Regions from separate parts of the Homo sapiens genome. Here region 1 is linked to region 2. Evidence: chromatin loops called from intact Hi-C (ENCODE). Cell type or tissue: Calu3. All regions are shown on one strand. Each heading gives the region's core, and the rest is flanking DNA. Links, peaks and the distances in the headings are about the cores only.

What was found. Peaks named below come from ENCODE experiments on the same cell type or tissue, not always from the same donor. Only the 100,000 strongest peaks of a DNase experiment are listed, where the experiment ranks them.
Region 1: a loop joins it to region 2, with 13 times the contacts of the local background. A loop is called at or near these places in 15 of 110 quality-filtered maps.

What each region holds. Positions count from the first base shown.
Region 1 is chrX:2,818,385-2,821,196 of GRCh38, forward strand. No RefSeq gene overlaps it. Among named protein-coding and RNA genes, the nearest start is that of GYG2, 9.1 kb to the right of the region's middle. In Calu3, for the core only: no CTCF peak of the experiment used is centred there; a DNase peak (open chromatin) is centred at 1,307.
Region 2 is chrX:1,647,064-1,649,875 of GRCh38, forward strand. No RefSeq gene overlaps it. Among named protein-coding and RNA genes, the nearest start is that of ASMT, 33 kb to the left of the region's middle. RefSeq lists an enhancer at 2,487-2,812. In Calu3, for the core only: a CTCF peak has its summit at 1,654; a DNase peak (open chromatin) is centred at 1,718.

The DNA.
Region 1 (2,812 bases), core at 229-2,728, 1.2 Mb after region 2:
CACTTGAGCCCAGGAGTTCAAGGCTGTAGTGAGTTATGATTGTGCCACTGCATTCCAGCCTGAGGAACAGAGTGAGAGCTTGTCTCTAAAAAAGAAAAAAAATAGATATTTTGAACATTGCAAAAGCCTACAATCTTTTTAATATTGATTACTTTAGTTAAATTCTTCTCCATTTAATGTGATTTTAGAAGTAATCCTTTTACATCTGGAAAATGGAGAATAATTTATTATTTCACCCAGAGAATGATAAATCAATCAATCAAAATATAGCAATCTAGAAAGCTAATAAATAATGTTCTAATTAGGGAGACCTACTGCCAGTAGGAGTAATAGATAATAACAATACTATTTGCTGAATCATTTTATTTTAGTAGAAAAATAAGCTTTCAAAGTAATTTATTTACTTATTTATTTATTTTTGAGATGGAGGCTCACTCTGTCGCCCAGGCTGGAGTGCAGTGGCACGACCTCGGCTCACTGCAACCTCCGCCTCCCGGGTTCAGGCGATTCTCCCTGCCTCAGCCTCCTGAGCAGCTGGGATTACAGGCACCCACCATCATGCCCAGCTAATTTTTGTATTTTTAGTAGAGACGGGGTTTTGCCATGTTGGCCAGGCTGGTCTTGAACTCCTGACCTCAGGTGATCTGCCCGCCTCAGCCTCCCAAAGTGCTGGGATTACAGGCGTGAGCCACTGCGCCCAGCCTTTTAAAATAATTTACATACTTTACACATGTACACATAAAAATGGATGTTGGTTGGATGTGGTGGCTCATACCTGTAATCCCAGCACTTTGGGAGGTCGAGGTGGGTGGATCACTTGAGCACTTGAGCCTTGGAGTTTGAGACCAAGCTTGGCGACATATCGAGACTCTGTCTCTACAAAAAAATTAAAAAATTAGCTGGGCGTGGTAGTACATGCCTATGGTCCTAGCTACTTCGGAGGCTGAGACAGGAGAATTGCTTGAGCCTGGGAGGTTGAAGCAGCAGTGAGCTCTGATTGCACAATTGCACTGAAGCCCAGGTGACAGAGCAAGACCCTGTCAAAAAAAAAGGATGTCAGTGATAATGAGTTGTTTATAAAGATAGAATTAGAGTTCCAGGGATGACTGGAGAGGTATAGTGTATTATAACCCCTACCATGTGCCCGTCAGGGACTGGTACTTAAAAGTCAAAACAGTAACTGCAGAATTTGAGAGGTGTACAAAGATAGTCTCTCAAATAGTGCTCAGTTATTAGTTCAGCGATGGTCAGTTTGTGCATAGCTATGAAACTAGCTTATCACGGTAAAAAGTGTGTACGCTTCACTATCTTGTAGCATTTAGTTTCCCAGCAGGGCCATGCGACACCCAGTGGACATTTCTAAATTGTACATTCAAAAAAATGTTACCACTGGCTGCAACATTTTTTTCATTAAACATAAAAGTTGGTCTTGGGGGTGTCATTCAATGCCTTTTCTGCTTCCTTCAGAATTCTAAAGGCTTCCACCACAACTTTGATCTGAGCCCAGTTATGAACTTCATACAAAGCTGCAGGGAGGAGCCTGTGTCTGTTGAAGAAAGGCTCACAAGATCCCATGGTAAGGGGAGAGGAGAAGGGGTAATGAGGAAGAAAGGCAGCTTTCCAGGGGCCGAGTCCGGAAGACCAGACTTGTCAGAGAATGGAACTAGCTTGTCCAGTCTCAGCCCATGAGAGAGTTTCACGCCACGTGCTATTCTGGTTCTGAACATTGAGCACTTGGGTGACTTGGAATGGCCTCCATCTAAGCTGCATCTTCCCCCATAGTTCCAAATATAAATGCAATGCATTCCCTGGGTTCCTGCCAGCCATTGTCACGTTTTTGCTTCACAGCTGTCTCCTCCCTGCTCCCCGTCCTATTCATCTGCCCCTTGCTAGACAGGTATTCATGAAACATGACTGCTTGTTTATGAATAGCTGGGATGTAGACATGACATACGGAAAGAGAAGCTGCCAATTTTTCCCCAACCAAAAGTGAAAACAGTGCTTGGACCTAACAAGCATAGAATGTTTGATCCCATAGCAGAGCTGGTGGGAAGGCTGGGGGCAAAATCTGACACTGTCCACCATTGGCTGTAGACCAAAGGGAGGCTGCAGACCAAAGGGAGGCCGCAGGGAGGTGAGATCATTTCAATCGCAGGTCCCCACCCACTACGAGCACTTCCTCACCCACATCCTCTGTTCTAATCTTTTCTGTCTATCTCTTATCAACTTCCAACATATGATAACGTATCACCTTTTATTGTTTCTCTCCCGGCTCCATCCCCACTAGAATGCAACTGCTACAAAGGCATGGATTTGTCCCCAGTTTCCAGAAACATGACTGGCATGTAGTAGATGCTCATTAAAGACTTATTTATTTATTTATTGAGACAATGTCTTGCTCTGCCGCCCAGGCTGGAGCGCTGCAGTGTGATCCTGGTTCACTGCAGCCTCAAACTCCTGGGCTCCAACGATCTTGTCACCTCAGCTTCCTGTGTAGCTGGCACAACAGGCATGTCCTACCATGCCTGGCTAATTTATTTATTGTTTTTGTAGAGACGGGGTCTCACTGTGCTTCCCAGGCTGGTCTCGAACTCCTGGGCTCTAGTGATTTTCCCACCTTGGCCTCCCAAATTGCTGGGATTACAGACTTGAGCCACCACGCCTGGCCCTAAAGACTTATTAAACACACGGGAAAATGAATGAATGAAGCCCTCGTTCAGGCCACAACTTTAATAATATTAAAGAGGAGATATTTTCTTTTGGTATTCTAGCTAAAGACTTTTGGGATGAGATGGATAGGGATATTAACAAA
Region 2 (2,812 bases), core at 287-2,786:
CTTTCCTCCTTTACCTCTTTCTTCTTTTTCTTCCTTTCTTCCCTTTCATTTCTCTCTTTCTTTCTTTCTTCCTTTCTTTCCTTTCTTTCTTTTCTTCCTTTCTTTCTTTCTTTCCCCTTTCTGATTTTCTATCTATCTAATGCTCTAAGTCGTAAAAAGAAGAAAAAACGTGAGCATTTGTCACTGCTTTTTCTTCTTGCAGACAGTTTCATTGGGTGGTTGTATTTGGCTGGGTAGTGACCTGTAGCTATTAGTGACCTGTAGCTGCTGTAACAAGTTATCACAAATGTGGTAGCTGAAAACAACACAAATTAACTGTCTTGCAGTTATGAAGAACAGAAGGCTGAAGTCAGTTTCCCTAGGCTAACATAAAAGTGTTGGCAGGACTGCTTTATTCTAGAGGCTTTGGAGGTGAATGCATTTTCTTGCCTTGCCAGCTTCCAGAAGCTGCCTGCTTTCCTTGGCTCATGGTCCCTTCCTCCACTTGCAAAACCCACACCCACATCACTCCGGGCTCTGCTTCCATTGTCACCTCTTCTATAACTTTGATCCTCTTGCCTCCCTCTCATAAGGAGCCTTCTGATGACAGATGGCCAACCCAGAGAATCCAGGACAGCCCCCCTCTTAGGATCACTAATTAAACCACAGTTGCCAAGTGTGTTTTTCCAGGTGAGGTCACATATTCACAGGTTCTAGAGACTGGGATGTGGACAGCTTTGGGGGATATTATTCCTCTACCATATGGGGAGTGGGATGTATAAATCTTTGGGGCCATTATTCTGTCTATCACATGGGGATTTGGGTGTTGATAACATTTTTAGGGTCATTATTCTGTCCACCACGTGGGGATTAGGATGTGGACATCTTTGGGGGCCATTACTCCTTCTACCACATGGGATTGCAATGTAGACATCTTTGGGGGCCATTTTCTGTCTCCCACATGGGATTAGGATGTGGACATCTTTGGGGCCATTATTCTGTCTACCACATGGGGATTAGGATGTGGACATCTGGCTGGGCGCAGTGGCTCACGCCTGTAATCCCAGCACTTTGGGAGGCTGAGGCAGGTGGATCACAAGGTCAGGAGATGGAGACCATCCTGGCTAACATGGTGAAACCCCATCTCTACTAAAAATACAAAAAATTGGCCAGGCATGGAGGCGGGCGCCTGTAGCCCCAGCTACTAGGGAGGCTGAGGCAGGAGAATGTCGTGAACCCGGGAGGCAGAGGTTGCAGTGAGCCGAGATCGCGCCACTGCACTCCAGCCTGGTCGACAGAGCGAGAGTCCATCTCAAAATAAATAAATAAGTAAAATAAAAGCGTGTGTATACGTTCATATATACAGACGGTTTCCAGCTTACAGTGGTTGGATTTACAACTTTTCAGCGTTACGATCAGTGTATCAAGATACTAAATGCATTTTTAAGTTAAGGTATGTGGACCCATGATAGACTTGTGGGGAGGTAACCCCACTGTAAGTCAAGGGGCATCCCTCTGTGAGTATATAGATTCTCCACCCCCTAAAAAAATTATAAGCACTGTGACCACCCCTAAAGTGGCTCAGGCTCATGCATGTAGCCCGCCTGGGCTTGAATGCTCTTTGCAAACATACGTTAGATCTGGACAGCCCAGTTCTTCAGGGAAACCCTCTTGGGGCCATGGCAACATGTGGACCATTCCGGAAGAGCGAGAACCGGTGCCTGCCAGCAGGTGGCAGCATGGGGCAGCTGATGTAACCCGGCTTCCTTCGCTCCAAGATTGCACCTGTCAGAGGCAGTCAGGGCTGGGGTGACCATGAATGGGGAAAAAGCAACCCCCCGCCCCAACTTTAGTGCTTTGCCGCTTTTTTTTTTTTTGAGATGGAGTCTCGCACTGTCGCCTGGGCTGGAGTGCAAAGGCAAGATCTCGGCTCACTGCAACCTCCACCTCCTGGGTTCAAGCGATTCTCCTGCCTTGGCCTCCCAAGTAGCTGGGGTTATAGGCACCTGCCACCACGCCCGGCTAATTTTTTTTTTTGTATTTTTAGTAGAGACGGGGTTTCACCATGTTGGCCAGGCTGGTCTCGAACTCCTGACCTCGTGACCCGCCCGCCTCGGCCTCCCAAAGTGTTGGGATTACAGGCGTGAGCCACCGTGCCCAGTCTGCTTTGCTGTTTTAAATGTTGGTTTTCACTAAAAACAATCCCACATCCAAAAGGATTTTTTCATTATTTTCCCCCATCAAGGGCAGATACACTAAAACTTCAGAGGCTGGCCTGGCGCAGTGGCTCATGCCTGTAATCCCAGCACTTTGGGAGGCCGAAGGGGGTGTATCAGTTGAGGTCAGGAGTTCGAGACCATCCTGGCCAACATGGTGAAACCCTATCTCTACTAAAAAGCACAAAATTAGCTGGGCGTGGTGGTGGGCGCCTGTAATTCCAGCTACTCGGGAGACTGAGGCAGGAGAATCGTTTGAACCCGGGAGGTGGAGGTTGCAGTGAGCCGAGATCGCGCCACTGCCCTCCAGCCTGGGCAACAAGAGCAAAACTCGGTCTCAAAAAAAAAAAAAAAAAAAAAATCGGAGGCTTACATTTTCTCTTGTTGAAAAATGAGGAGAGGGATATTTTCCCACTTTCCGCCCCGCCCCCCTCCCCAGCAAACTGGTAGCTGCAAGTTCTTTGTCGGCCTTTTTCAAATGTGTGTAAATCTTTTAAAGAAAGCGGCACCATAGCTCAAGAATGTTTCCTGCAGTGTCTGGGAGGAATCTCTTTGAAATGTGATCCCCAAGGGGGAGGAAAAAAAGCCTCATCCCCCGGGGTCCACAGAGGAGAAGA